Regions from separate parts of the Mus musculus genome. Here region 2 is linked to region 1. A link is a loop called in an ENCODE intact Hi-C map of the cell type or tissue named here. Cell type or tissue: left cerebral cortex. All regions are shown on one strand.

Region 1 (8,000 bases):
GATTATTCTGTCCCTAAAAGGGTTCACCATCAAGCAAAAGTCAAGACTCCAGTACCTTTATGTTTTTTTCTATCAGAACTGAAATAATACCATGCATCCTGAGGAACAGACTATACTTAATACAGATTTGGAATATTTAGTTGTAACAAAAATATCTTGACTCAATAAAAAAAAAAAAACGTGGTTTTCTTCCTACATTCTTATTGCTCACTATGAAAACTTTCTCTGGGTCAATTTAAACTGAACATTTAATCATGTGTAGCACTTTCTGTTGTAGAACAGTGTTTATAAAGTATTTAACATTTGCTATTTTGGGGACCAGCTATTAGAGAACCAAACCAGTGAATTGAAAATAACAAATCACAAAAAAGCCGAATTTCAGGTCAGGAGTGTGAACATTAGCAGCAGCTGCAGCCCCAACACTGTAGAACTTGGTCTTTTCGAGGGAGTGGTGCGTTTCCCAGTGGGTCTTCTTGTCAGTGGAAGGAAGGCTTACAACCACCCTTTATCTTGGTCAGTCTGCATGCTCGAGGAAATTCTCATTTTGCACTGATTTGTCCAACACATTACACGATAGAAATGATCTAGCATGGATGGCATGCATGTTTTATCCTGAGCCATCCCAGTAATGCTCCTGCTGTAGAGTAAGGAGATAAGAGAAAAGCAAGGCTTCAGAGGGTGAGCAACTCTAAATTTCCCAGAGCTTTCCAAACTGGCTGTAAATCCCTGCCCTTGTCCTCCATGCCCTTTGCAAAGGTGGCTTCTCAAGGCCCTTCCAGATGCCACAGTGTTTCCATAGCATTGGTCAGTGTCTCTGCATGGACCGACACCTCAGCCATGCTGTCTGAAGAGCTGGAATAAGCATCAAAGAGTAGAGTAGGGATAAGCTAGCTGTCATCTTTTTAGGTACCAGGGGTTGACCTGGGCCATCTGTAGACAGTCTGGGTAAAGGTCCAAAAGACACACTCTACAAGGAAACTGTCCAGCTTGCCAGATCCCACTGAGAAGCAAGAGTAATGGAATAGAGATTGTAAGACTATCACCCTGCATGACCCTAGAAGTTCACCTCTGAATATGTGTTCTCTGCACTTTTGTCTCTAATTGAGCATGTGTTGTCTTTAGGCGCCTCTGATGAGTCACACGGAAGTAGTAGGGAAGCTCCAGGACTTTTTCCCAGTCTTTTAATTGATAACTGGGTTTACAAACCAGGCAAGCTATGTATCTATGTCTTGGATATTATAGAATTTAATCGGAAACAAGTACAGATGAACGTGAAGCCATACGGGCGACTAACTGTTTTCTCCTGATTATTAAACTAATGCAATTTTATATTTTTAAAAAAGATTATATATAAGTACACTGTAGCTGTCTTCAGACACTCCAGAAGAGGGCAACAGATCTCATTTCAGATGGTTGTGAGCCACCATGGGGTTGCTGGGCTTTGAACTCGGGACCTTCGGAAGAGCAGTCAGTGCTCTTAACCTCTGAGCCATCTCTCCAGCCCAGATGCTGTTCTATTTTAGGAAGAAAAGACAGCATAACTAAAATATTTAGAAAGAAAGAAAAGTGTCATTGCTTTTCCTTGTGTAAGATGAACATTATTACTTAGTTAACGCTGTGGTTTTAGTTTTTAGACTTCACCTTGATTCACTGTATAGGTCAACATTATTTTTCACTTAGTGCATCCATTTTTACAGAAACATCTTATTGGCATTTTAAATGAACATACCTTAAAAAAAAAAAGACCAAGTGGCTGAGCTGTTGTAGCATGGATCGTACTCCCTCCACTGTTCCTGCCGCTACAGCAGGAGCAGCCGTAATTTCATAGGACGGCTTCCCTTTGATCGTAGTTGACTCAGAGGTGGAAACTTTGCTCAAGATTACTGTGGTGCTTCCTTATTTTCTATAATAAATTGATTAGCACGTTTGGAGGCTTCAGTCAACAACTGATTGATTCCGTTGCTTTGGTACTGTCCTATGGTAAGTGTGTGGTAAGGCAGAAACACTCAATTCGTGGCTATGAAGCAAAAGAGAGGAAGATAAGAGAGCCAGGGACCCACAGTCACCTTTGAGGACACACCTTGAGTGACCTAAAGATGTTCTTCTAAGCCCTACTTCTTAAAGATCTCCATTTTCCATAGTTCTGCCCTGGGGACTGTACCTATAGCACATGGCTTTTAATATATACTCAGGGTCCAGTTCAAATATGTGTGCCTGTGTGTGTGTGTTTTGTATGTATGTATGTATGTGCATCTGTTTCTGTGTATGTCTCTGTATTTGTACGCGTATCTGTGTTTCTTTGTGTGTGTGTGTCTCTGTATGTTTGTGTGTGTGCACATGGCTGTGAGTGCCTCTCTGTGTGTGTCCCTTCATGTATGGTGTTGTCATGGATGTGGGTACCTGTTATATGTGGAGGTCAGTGGAAAACCTTGGGTGGTGATCTTCAGACACTTTCCACCTTTCTGCTGGAAGCAGGATCTCTCTCTCTCACTGGCCTGGAACTTTGCCGCACAGGTCAGGCTAGCTGGTCTGTGATGTTACAGAGCTCCTCTTGCTTCTGCCTCCCGCCTCACCATCCTTGGGATGGCACGTGCCCACCACCATTCCTGACCCTTTACATAGGTTCTGGGGATGGGAACTCAGGTCCTCCTCGTACTCCCAATGTAAGCAATTTTCCTAAGTGATAGCCCAAGCTCTCAGATTGTTTATTAAAACAAAAATGTAACCAAATAGACAAAACAATGAGGTTCAGAAGGACATCTTCACACACATGCACATGCACACGCAGACACAGACACAGACACACACACACACGCGCACACACACACAGAGAAGCACAGCCTTTGCTTATAATCACACCTATCATTGCTCTCTTGTTCCTCCCCTCAAAAGCTCCCCTTCTAACTTAGAGTCTGAGTGTGTGAGTGTGTCTCTGTGTGTGCATGTACGTGTGGGTGTGTGTACACATACATGTGAGTGTGCATGCATGTGTGTACGCATGTGTGTGTATGTGTGTATGTAAAATCAATTATTTTCATATGAGAAGATACGTATCTTTCTGAATGTGTCTTACTTCACTTAATATGATTTTCTTCTCAGTCGATTTCCATGTAATGAGATAATCACTTTTCTTATTCTCTTTATCTTTTCATCGAATGTTTGTTTCCGTATCGTGGTGCTTACGGACAGTACAAAGATAAACACGGATGCACAGGTATCTCTGGTGTGTGTTGATGGATCTCTTCTGGGATCTACCCAGGGGTGGTGTAGCTAGACCCTGGGCATTTGTGTTTTAAGTTTTTTGAGGACTGTCTGTGTTGAGCCTGCTGAGTTCTAATGCATCCTCAGGTGTTGAGGAGGCTCCTGCACTTGGGGCAGAAACTTAGAAACCACGAGCTTCCACTTAGCTTCCCATCCTTGCTGCTTTGGACAGCAAGAGGAGGTCTCCGAATGGTTCACGGTTGAAAGGCACCAAGCACCTGCCTTCCTCTGAGGCTGGCTTCACAGGCTCTGTCGGGTCTGTGTTTTATTTATTACCGGTTTTCATTATTCCTCCTTCGTGTGTATTTCTATGTGGGTTCCTTTCTTTTCCCTCATTTTCTTCATTCTCTTCCACTGGACTTTCCTCACAACCTTTACTTGTTGTTACTTTATTTTCCTAGATTCTGTAAGTTGCTGCGATAGCTATGAGGCGGCAGCATGACTTAACTAAGCTTCTGGTAAGGATACCTTGCATCTAAGCCCAAGAAGAGCATCCTTGGTCCTCGGTCTAGAGGATTCCTTGGTTTTCAGGCATCTGGGAGCATTGGCAGCTCATTTCAGAAAAAAGATGACTATAATGATAATTTATAAATGAGGAATTTGAAATCTTAGATGTAGATAGTGAAGTTATCATGGGATTTTGTTGTTGTTGTTGTTGTTTCCTCTTTGGCAGCTGTGTTTCTCTATGGACAGCTATGAGATCTGTCTGTGGAAGGCGCATCGTCCAAAGGCAGGGGTATGGATTAAAAAACGAACACTGGGATTAGGAGAGACTCATACATATTAATATTCGTAATTCATTTATTGATTCCTCAAGAACATATCACTTTCATGCCAGGAACTAACAGACTAACGTTGGCAGTTTAATAGACTAAAATGACATTTATGAATAGATTCTAGGTTTAAGGATCCCAAATCCTGCAGTTTTGAGATTCTCAAACAGGTGCGCCTCATTCTAATACCATGGAAGGGCTGTTTAAAGGATGTCTATTTGTGTTGAAAATGTAAACCACTAGAGGGCACTGTGGACAAACTTTTGTCCTTGTCGCTGTATTGGAGAAAGAACCTGCCAGAATTTAGTCAATTACCTATACCGTATGGCCCCTCTAGATTCATGTGTTTGAATGCTTGGTCCATAGGGAATGGCACTATCAGGAGGTGTGGCCTTTTTGGAGGAAGTGCGTCACTGTGTGGGTGGGCTTGGAGGGCTTAGATACAAGCTCAAGTCTGGCCAATGGGATCCAGTCTCCTCTTGGCTGCCTGTGAGATCCAGTCTCTTCCTGCTGCCTTCAGACCAAGATGTAGAACTCCCAGCACTCCTCCAGCACCATGTCTGCCTGGACTTTGCTATGTTTCCCACCATGATGATAATGGACTAAACCTCTGAAACTGTAAGCCAGCCCCAGTGAAATGTTTTCTTTACCAGAGTTACTCTGGTCATGGTGTGTCTACACCGCAATAAAAAACCTAAGACATCTGTACTGACCCAAATAATTGTTTGCAAAGTACTTCATAACACAGAAAGCAAAGTACTTTATAACTCAGAAAGTAGCAAATATATAGTATATATAGTATATATATATATAGTATATACAAATATATAGTATATATGTTCATAAGTCCTCAATATGCCATTATACAGTCCCCAATATAATTGTAGAACTCCATTTTTTTTTGCAGTGGGAAATTAACAATAATGATAACACATATAACCTTCCTAATATGGCTGTACAGCCCGTGTGGATCTGATATGGAGATTTTAGACTCCATACATGTATATCATTCATTCTCAGAAACATAAACAACAACAAAATACCCAGAAGACACCCCCCCCCCCCCACGGGGTTCACTTCCGGTTTTGGCAGGGACAGGGTTCATGAGTTCTGTCCCCAGGGCCCACTTGACAAATTGGCTTCCTGATGGCCGCTGCTCCACTTCTTCTGTGCTGTACTCTACCATTTCTTGATTCTTCCAAATTTCAACCCAGCCCATGGAGTTGTCCCTTATCCCCCTGCCCCAGGATGGCAAGCACAGTTTCTTATAATTACTGTCCACTGTCCAGCAGGAGCCTTCACTCTGACCATTCCTGTGGGAGCTGGCCTGTCCCCATGGTGCTGTAGAGTCTCTGTCTGCCTGCCTTGGAATGTGTCCCCAGGCTAACATCATCGTTACTTCAGAACCTTCACTGCTCGAGCCTGTATTTCAGCTGAGGATTTTAAACTATGTAGGAGAGAAAAATGTGAGTTAACAAGAGATGTGACAGGGAAGTGCATTTCAAATAAGCAGCCTAAAGCCCAGGGCTGGCGGGCTTAGGGGTGGGGCAGCATGTAGTAAGTAGCGCAGAGTGGCTCAGCTGGCAAAGGTACCTCCTGCAAAGCCTTAAGACTTGAGTTTGACCTCCAGGATCTACATAGCAGAAGGAGAGAAGTGAGTCCTATCAGTCATCCTCTGACCTCTTCACGCGTGTGGTGTCACACGCTCATAGACAAAATAAGTAAATAAATACAATGCCATAAAAACCACCAGGGTCAGGGAAGCAGCCTAGTTGATTCTGGGAAGGCAACTGTTCCTCAAGTCTTCTTGTCAAATGTCCTGATTTTTAGTGTTTTCTTTAGTTACAGGATTGTGTTTTCAGGGAGCAGGTGTGTCACTGTCTCCAGGGAGATGGCAGAGATATGGTTGGTTGCTTTTGTTTTGGCGAGATTATGAGAAGGAATGTTTAATAAAAGAGGGGCGTCCATCTCATCTTCCCGTTTAACATTCTACTGGAGGCGTTTCCACCTACACTTTCCACAAAGGGAGAAGATGTTATTCACGGAGCCTTTTGTGTGTGTGTGTGTGTGTGTGTGTGTGTGCATCTCAGATGATAAATAATTGAAAGTAAGGGTTGGCATCGTACTCCTTTTGCTTTCTTTTTTTAGGGTAATGAGAAGACAGATGGTACTTTTTCTGTAGATGCCAAAAAAAAAAAAAAAAAAAAAAGATATATAAAAAAAAAAAGAAAAGGAAAGAAAACCTCCCAAGTCTCACAGCTGTGGAACACAATCTTATGTGACTTGCACAATCAGTCTTGAGAGTCTATTGGCATCCCTCTTTAGCCCCTACCTATTTCAAGACCCAGAATGACAAGGGGAGTAATTTGCATACTCTGGATGTTTGTCATCAGAGACGGTTTGAGTCAAAGGCAGATTGTTGTGTGTGTAAAGTTAGTAACTGTATACAAAGCAAGAACCAAACCAGTCCAGCTGGTCAGCATGGATATTCTAATGGGTGGGATATTAGGACTATACACCATCCCACACTTTGAACTACCGTCTTGACTTTGGCTTGGTGGCTAAGCCGAATGACAATGTCTTCCTCAGGAAGGTAGGCGAGTTCTTCCTGTTGCGGTTTGGCTAGACAGACGAGGATCGTCTCTTCCTCACATGCGCCATTTAAAGAGAGACGCGGAAGTGACGGGGCTCCGAGTTTCTCAGGGTTCTTTTTAACATCTGACAAGTCTAAACGTTCCGTCTGCATAAGTCACATACTAATTAGTAATTAAACACCGTTATTTAATTAGACTATCTAGTTGGCGCATCACGCATTAATTACTCTCAGATTGGTGTGTGCCGGCTGTTCCTGGTGATGGGGCCCGCTCTGCTGGTTTGGTTCATGCTGTGTGCTGCAGCTGTGCCCAGGCACATCCCTTCTCTGCCGCCTTGAATTTGGGCAGGAAACATCCACATCGAGGAGACGGCAGTGGCCAGAGCTGGTCAGCTATCAATCTGAACGTTTGCAGAAGTCGAAGGAGGCTGAACGAAGGAATCTTCCCTTTAGGAGACCTACTGTGTTTTCTTTGGTTTGTGCTTTGGATTTTCTACCAGTTCTTTTGAAAACGACATGTGTACTCGAAGGAAAGGTCAGCGTTGTATCACATATGATGAATTCCCAACAGTTCTCAGCATCAGCAGGGCCTCTGGGACTCTCAGCTCTTTTCTAAAGATTATAGTGAACCTGGTGTGCTGGGTGAGACACATTTGAAAGAAATTTTAATCAGAGAGAGTCACGGTAATTCACTGTTATTTTAATAAAGAAAGGTACACTTGTTCACTATGAAAGTTACCCATTGTGCCATCTCGTCTGTTCCTTGTTAGAGAGGCAGGACCCAGCATTATAAATCCTCACAGTGTGTAATGAATTTTCAGCATCTCCTAGGACCTTATCAATTATTTCATCCCGAAAGTGCTCTCAATCATGAACTCTGCTCTTAGAGATGCACTTATACATCAGCAGATTTCATGAATGCCAGTGGTTCTGTCTGCATGGAGGTCAGAAGGGTTTGTGGAGTGTTTCTACAGGCTAATTATATTTTTGTTTGAAGGACAATTGTGTGTGGTGGGTTTTATGGTGGATAGCAGCCATGGCTTTGAATACATTTAGTCCAAACTCATCTGTGACCAGAGTCTTCCGTTCTCAAATATGCCGCATGTAAAACCCGGACATGGGTGGTATCCAGGAGATCCCTACATGGCAGGAATGCAGCCCTGTTTACTGGAAGGAAGTGATTTCTGCCGTCTGGAGGGTCCGTTCTGTTGGCTGGAGAGGCAGGGAGGTGAAATAGAGGTGCCAAGAGGTGTTGCTCATTCTTGGCTGCCATCAGTAAGAACAGAGGTTAGGGTCCAGATCTTTTATTACCTGCCCCGGGCTTCTCTTTACCACACATTTCTTCATTTCTTCTTCCTCCTCCTCTTTCTTCA
Region 2 (8,000 bases), 200 kb after region 1:
TCTCAGTTTGTCTTTTCTTTATTGGTGGTATTTGTATTTTCAGATCATGAACAGTTTTATTCATCTCCTTCACCTGTTTGGTTGTATTTTCCTGTATTTCTTTATGGGATTTATTAATTTCCTCTTTAAAGGACTCTATTGTCTATATAAGATTGGATTTAAGGGCATCATCTTAGGCTTCAGTTACCTTAGGATGTCTAGCACTTGCTGTAGTAAGATAGCTGGGCTCTGGAGATGCCATATTGCCCTGATTGTTGTTGATTTTTTTTACACTGGCCTTTAGGCATCTGGGCTTTGTGGTTATTATCAGTTTAGATGCTGATTTCTGAGTTTATCTTTATTGGATGGGTGGTTTGTTTTTTTTTTTTTAATGTTTCCCCCCTTGGTTTCTGTTTCCTTTTTGTCTGCTGCCCTGACTGGCCTGGGTTCTGGTGACTAGTTAGTCTTCATGTCTAGTAAGGGTGTCTCCCTTGAGGCTTTTGTGACATGTGTGACCTCTGAGGTTTTGGATTCCCACCTTGCCTCTGGGGTCCATAGTACCAATATGGCCTGGAGTCCCTGGTGCTGGTGGGTCTCCAGGAAAGAAGGCAAACTTATGGGCTAAAAAAATGGATTCCAGAGCATCAACTGAAGTTTAAGGATGATAAGTGTGTTAGGGGAATATGGTGGGCAAGCACTTGGGGCAGGGTCTTACCTAGTTGTCCGTGGTGCCAGCAAAGCCTCCAGGAATGCAGGCAGAGTTGTGGGTTGGGGGTGGAATGCAAGATATGGGGTACAGTTTACTACTTTTGGGTGCTCTTTAGGCAAGTTGGCAGGGTGGGGCTTGCAGGTGTTGTTGTTGGCAGGTGGTGTGGTGTCTTACCTGGTGTTTCTTGTACTGGTAGGATTTCAAGTAAGCAGACAGAGTTGTGGGGCAGGAAATTGAGCCCAGGGTTTGGGTTGTAGTACCTGTGTTGGTGCACTTCCCAAGGTGTTTGAGAGCTTGCCTGGTTTACCTGGTGTTATGGTAAGGCCTCTGAGAAAGCCAGGCAGAGTTGTGAGGCAGGTTTGTGGTGCATTTTACTGACGTTGGGTGTGCTTTTTGGTGAGTTAGCAGGCAGGGACTCCATCATTTTTGTATCTTGTTCATTGAAGCAGGGTCTATTACTCAAATCCAGAGTTTATCAATATGGCCAGTCCTACTAATCATCTTGCTCTAGGGATCCCCTGCCCCTGCTCCTAAGGCTGGAATTGCAGGGTGTCTCCACATAGCACATGTATGTTGATTCTGGGGATCAGAACTATCGCCCTCACTCTTGTGTGGCAAACACTTTCCTCATTGAACCACTGCCCCAGCCTCAAACTTTGTCCACTGAACAAAGCCCCAGTCTAATATTATTCACAAATATCTTTTTCTCTGTTCTTTTACTTTTGGCTACTTAGAATCTATCAACACAGACACATATATTATATGACATAGAGGTAGGTAAATTCACATTTGAGCTTTAGAAATAATTTGGAGACTCTATTTTGACTGACATATTTGGACTATGTATACTTAATGTAAATGCTAATATACCTGTGTTAACTCTGCCATCTTGATTTATACCCATCTTTTCAACACTCTTGTATCTTTTGAATGGATCATTGATTTCCTTAATTTCATTTATTTTCTCCTATCAGTATAAAAATAATAAATGCAGAATTGTTTTAATTTACTATGAGAATTAAATATATATATATTTAATCAGGCTTACTAACTATAAAATGTTTGCTTTCTTTTGCTTGAATTTTTATGCATCTATCTATCTATCTATCTATCTATCTATCTATCTATCTATTCATCCATGTATCTCCACTACTTCTACGCAGGACCATTTTCTATCATTACTTCTCCCTGAAGTGAATTCATCCTTCCTTTAAGTGTACATCTATTGATTACACACTTTCCCACTTGTTTTTTTTAAACTGACTTCATGTCACCATAATTTTGATGGCTAATATGTCAGACTATTTTGTCAATCATGGAGTCCAGACATGGGAACCTCAGATCATTGTTTTAATGCTTATACAACATGGCTTGATTAATACAGCCCTTTAGAACACCTTGGCATCAGTAAACATGACCATTCCACCTACTCAGTGAACCTGTAAGATCTTGTCATTCCTTTTGTCTCTATTTTATATCATCAGTGTCTTAGAGTTTTTATTATATAGATTGTTTGCCACCTTTGTTAAATTTACATTCAAATTTTTATTGCTGTTATAAATGGGGCATTTTTCTCAATTACTTTTTAGTACAGGTATATATTACTGTATGTTAATTTAATCTCTTGTGTCTATGCTGATTTCATTTATTCTAACAGGCTTTTGGTTTGTTTGTGAAATTTTTAGATTTTCCTACATACCAGATCATGCAGTCATCAAACAAAAATGTGACTTCTTCTCCCATTTGGATCCAATTTCTCTCTCTCTCTCTCTCTCTCTCTCTCTCCCTCTCTCTCTCTCTCTCTCTCTCTGTGTGTGCACACCTGTATGGTGCATGTATGTATACACATGTATACGTTGCATGTTCAGAGGACACAGGAGGATGTTAGGTGTCCTCTCTTACCACCCGCCCTTATCCCTTGACCAGCGGTTCTCAGCTCTCCTAATGCTGTGAGCTTTTAATTCACTTCCTCATGTTATGGTGACCCTGAATCATAAAATGATTTCATTGCTTCTTCATAACTGTAATTTTGCTACTGATATGAATCATAATTTAAATGTTTGTTTTTCTGTGGGCTTTGACCCCATAGAGGCCATGATCCCACAGGATGAGAATCAATGCTCTAGAGAGAATGTTTCACTAGACGTGGAACTCTCTGCCTGTTGGTTAGACCACTAGCCAGAAAGGCCACATATCCCCATTTTCCCTAACACCCAACCATGAGCTCTCTGGTTCCAGGAGCCTGCTGCCACACTCAACCTTTTACTTGGAGATCCACAATCAGATGATTCGTGGTTGTACAGCATATACTTACCACAGGGCTGTCTCCTCAGCCCCGTTCTTTTTATGTAGTACGTGTTTCCTCATTTCACTTACTGAAGGAAAATAGTCTGTGTGGCAACCAAACGCAGTGCCAAGGACACTGGTTGGTGCAGTGAGAGGATTACAGATGGTACATTGAATATATATCAAAAAGAGGGCTAGCAAAAAGCTAATCGGATCAGAATATAGAACGGAGTTAATTGAAGATCTGCTTAGCTTTAAAATAGGGATGGCTGGTGTGGAGGTTTGAATGAAAACGGTCCCCAGAGGCTCACAGAGAGCGGCTCTACTAGGAGGTGTATGCTTGGAGTAGGTGTGGCATTGTTGACGGAACTGTGTCACTGAGGATGGGCTTTGAGGTTTCAAATGCTCAAGCCAGGCTAGTCTGTCTGTCTGTCTGTCTGTCTGTCCTCTCTCTCCTCCTGCTGCCTGTAGATCTGGATGTATAACTCTCATTTCTGTCTCTAGCACCAGGTCTGCCTGCACACTGTCATGCTTTCTGACATGACAATAATGAGCTAAAACTCTGAACTGAAAACCAGCTGCAATTACAAGCTTTCCTTCATGAGAGTTGCTGTGGCCATGTGTCTCCTCATAGCAATAGAAACCCCAATTAAGACAACTGTCTAGAAAGAATGTGCTGGCTATATTCATATAATTCCATATGTACATTATATAAACTATTATTATATGCATAACTTGTAGAAAATGCTTTTGCTCATCTTAATTACGCTAGAAACAAGAATTTTTATTTCATTACAGTCTGTAGAAAAGTAAAGAGTTGAATAAGTGTGCAGATTATAAGATCAGAATCTCAAACCATATACAAACTCATAAACATTATTTAAATATATCTTATCTTGATGAATTCTGTCTCTGTACATCACCATTTTCCTGTCTTTTTGTAAAACATGTGAAGAAACATTTAACCATTTCTCCTGTATATTAGATTTATTTTCTATGACCAAATACCTGACAAGGAAGCGCTTAGGGGAAGAGAGTTTATTTTGAGTGATAGTCCAAGGGGACCAGTCCCCAATGTCTCATCAGTGAAGACTGGCTGCAGGAGCTGGAGATGGCTGATTGCATTGTGTCCACAGTCTGGAAGGAGAAGGTGGACAGGAAGTGAGTCCAGACTGTAAAGGCCCTGTCTCCTGCATTCCACTTCCTTCAAAATTTCTAGCTTCTAGTGGTTCTCTGCTACCCTTCAAACCATGGCCACCACCAGCTGGAGACCAAGTGTTTAGAGGTAACCCATGAGCCTTTGGGGGCACACCACGTTCAGTAACTCCCAATTGGAACACAGAAACAAGGCATCATGGACTCTTGCTCTCTTCAGTAGAATACAGGGATTCTGTATGCCTCTACGATGGATGTATCTGCAGCCAGAGCTGGAGTCTGCAAGAACAGACATTAGCATATCCACCGACGTTTGTTCTCTCTTGAAATGAGACTGTCTTGTTCTGCATTGGAAGAGCTATTTTAGATGCCTTCCCCCAGCTTTGGATCCTAGTTTGCTTCACACCACCACATTTTCTAAAGCCAATTCAGAGAAGACACCAAGTATCATCATTTTGTTGTGCCGTCCCCCCCCCCCATTAACAAGGAATTTAAGTGACAGCAATATATGTAGAAACTTTTCTGAAAACATGTTTTCCTTTTAATCTATACACAAACTCAATTAGTGTTCAGGTCAGCAACTGGAGAGGCTTTTATAGGATCAATCATTTTGGGTTAAGGAGTAGACACCCTGCAAGCTTACTAATGGAATGGAAATAATGTCTGGAACCACTCCAAAGAAGAACAGTCCCGGCGGAGCAATTAAATATGAATGAGGAATGTTTGCTGAGAAGTTCAAACACATCAACGAGGTTTATAATTTTGGCTTAATTTATTCAGCACCTTTCAGTGAGCTGATGCCCGGTGGCCTGAAAACATTTCAGGGCCCCGCCCGTATCTGCTGTATTCTGTGCAGACTTCTGACAATCATCAGAAACAGCCGTTATTCTTAATCCTCTCAAGAACTACGGGTAGAGAAGAGGGAGTGGGAGCTGCAGTGAGATTTAAGATATGAACGCCTATTAAAAAGAATGAATTTATGAAATTCCTAGGCAAATGGATGGACCTGGAGGGCATCATCCTGAGTGAGGTAATCCAATCACAAAAGAACTCACATGATATGTACTCACTGATAAGTGGATATTAGCCCAGAAACTTAGAATACCCAAGATGCAAGATACAATGTGCAAAACACATGAAACTCAAGAAGAACGAAGACCAAAGTGTGGACACTTTGCCCCTTCTTAGAATTGGGAACAAAACACCCATGGAAGGAGTTACAGAGACAAAGTTTGGAGCTGAGACAAAAGGATGCACCATCTAGAGACTGCCATACCCAGGGATCCATCCCATAATCAGCCTCCAAACACTGACACCATTGTATACACTAGCAAGATTTTGCTGAAAGGATCCTGATATAGCTGTCTCTTGAGAGGCTATGCCGGGGCCTAGCAAACACAGAAGTGGATGCTCACAGTCAGCTATTGGATGGATCACAGGGCCCCCAATGGAGGAACTAGAGAAATTACCCAAGAAGCTAAAGGGTTCTGCAACCCTATAGGTGGAACAACAATATGAACTAACCAGTACCCCCTGGAGCTCGTGTCTCTAGCTGCATATGTATCAGAAGATGGCCTAGTCGGCCATCATTGGGAAGAGAGGCCCCTTGGTCTTGCAAACTTTATATGCCTCAGTACAGGGGAATGCCAGGACCAAGAAGTGGGAGTGGTTGGGTAGGGGAGTAGAGGGGGTATGGGGGACTTTTGGGATAGTATTGGAAATGTAAATGAAGAAAATACCTAATTAAAAAAAAAGATAAGAACGCCTCTTCAGTAATAGATCCAGCAGTGTTAGGCTCAAGCCAGGAAGTCTCAGCTCATTGGTGGAAAGTTTCAACCCTCACCTACCGTCAAGTCTGCTCGCAGCAGTAGGATCTAGACTAGCTACCACCCATTCATTTGTGGAATTACTCCAGTCTTTATGTTCAGACCATTATTTTTCTCTTTTAGAAAAAGGAACCTGCCTTTTACATCACTAGTGTACGATAGGGTACAAAATTACTGACTGGCTCAATGGTTAAACATTTGGGGGAACAAACGCCAGGATGATACAGTGGCATGCTCTGTGTTCCAGTGCTTGCATAAATCACCATGAAGGAAAGGTATTTGGCACTGAAGGGGTGTTTCTCATTTTTCTGGGAGTCACATTTAGATGTGTGGGGTATTCCACTTGCTCCCTTATTAATTTAGGTTTTGTTTCCAGGACATAGGATTATCAAACAACTAGAATTTATACAATGGGCAAGAAATCCATATGGCTTCAAGATCTGAGAGGCACTCTTACTGTGGCACATGGCCCAACACTATTATTTCTTCCTAGAACACCATGGTGTTGAGGAGAGGACCCCGTTCTCATGAGAAATGATGCGTCCCAACAATGCACGACAAAGCCTAGATATTCATCTCTGAAACAGATTTACAACACTGTTAAAGGAAAAGCTGAGACATGACCATAAAAATTTACCTGGAAATTTAAGTGGAAACCTGCAATCCCAGGGAGGTGTTTAAAAGTGGGTGATTGACAGCTCTATCATGGTCAATTTATGAGCTGAGAAAGTTCCATGCTTTCAAAGATTCTTTCAGGCTACTGCGTGTCTGGTCTCTATGGCCGTCATTGAATGTGTTTCTTCTGCAACTGGAACCTGTAGAGCATATTTTACACACACTCTGCTGTGTTTCACTTGCATACCATGCTCCCTCCCTGGTGACTTGGATCCTGTGTAGTTTTGCTTGCATGACCACCCCCCCCACACACACACACACACACATTTCTTACCCATTGAACTCTATTACCAAGCAAACATTCAGCATGGTGGCCTGCTTCTATTCCCAGCAACTTTTCAGGAACCCTTCCTCTAATCATGCTATCTCTTCGTTTATTCTTACATTACACATCAGTTTCCTGGCACTTAGTTGGTTACATGGCTTTGAACACCGGGATAGAATCTCCTTTTCGGGTGCATTATTTAAGACTAATGGAGTAACATTTCATTTCGTGGTGGTTTTATCAATATGGTTCTGCAGAAAGAGAATAAAAGGGGAAAGAAAGGAGAAGGGGGTAGAAGAAGTGAATCCACTTTATACTGAGCCCCTAAATTTAAAAATAAGTTACTGTTTAAACTAGTTAAATACCATTTAACCAGGATTACATTACTGCTTTCCAGTCACTTGTCAAAATACATGTAATTAAAAAAAAAAAGTCAAACTTTAAAAACTGATAACCAAGCCTTAATGAGCAGGGTGAGTATGTGCAGTATGGGAGGGGGGCATATTATAGAGATATTCAGGTCTACTTTTAATTTTTGAAATTGAAATACTTGTATTGACCGTAAAACGTAACAGTAGGATACCTGCTCCTAGTGTCATTGTCATGTTTGGAATAGATATTCAGGGAGGATCTCCTTTAAAATGGGACTTCCTATTGTGTATGCTGCATATGCTCTGCCTACAAGGCCACCTCAAGGGAAAATAGCTCTTCTGCACATGTCGCAAAGCTGCACCTGGAAAAGCACCAAGGAAGGACATTCAGGCTTTCCTGGGACTTCTCTAAACTGGAGCCTTCACGGCGGAGATTCTAGATGTTGGCTGTAAGGCGCACAGGTACCTCAGGCAGATACACTGTTAGATTCCCGAAAGCCAGAACCCACCGTTGAAAGTGTATTTCCTGATTTGGCGGCTGGCCATCCAGGGTGTTTCTTGCTTAATTCATGCAAGTCTCACGTTTCTATGAGACTATTACTGCTCTTCCCTCATTGTGATTAGAAAATCTGGGCATAGGAAGACTCGATAATTTATTCAAGGTCATACACAAGTAAGTCGAACAGCCACAGTCATAAATACAACATAGTTGCAGACCTTGCATAAAAACACTG

The links. Hi-C counts contacts between places; a loop is a spot of excess contacts. Peaks named below come from ENCODE experiments on the same cell type or tissue, not always from the same donor. Only the 100,000 strongest peaks of a DNase experiment are listed, where the experiment ranks them.
Region 2: a loop joins it to region 1, with 4 times the contacts of the local background. A loop is called at or near these places in 3 of 42 quality-filtered maps.

The regions. Positions count from the first base shown.
Region 1 is chr15:94,765,040-94,773,039 of GRCm38, forward strand. All of the region lies in intron 3 of Tmem117 (transmembrane protein 117), which reads left to right. Among named protein-coding and RNA genes, the nearest start is that of Gm25546, 88 kb to the left of the region's middle. In left cerebral cortex, a CTCF peak has its summit at 4,271 (motif pointing right); DNase peaks (open chromatin) are centred at 4,398, 5,565, 6,079, 6,392 and 1 more place; H3K27ac peaks cover 1,354 bases.
Region 2 is chr15:94,964,136-94,972,135 of GRCm38, forward strand. All of the region lies in intron 5 of Tmem117 (transmembrane protein 117), which reads left to right. Among named protein-coding and RNA genes, the nearest start is that of Gm23129, 19 kb to the right of the region's middle. In left cerebral cortex, no CTCF peak of the experiment used is centred here; DNase peaks (open chromatin) are centred at 3,075, 3,519, 4,445 and 4,814; H3K27ac peaks cover 1,952 bases.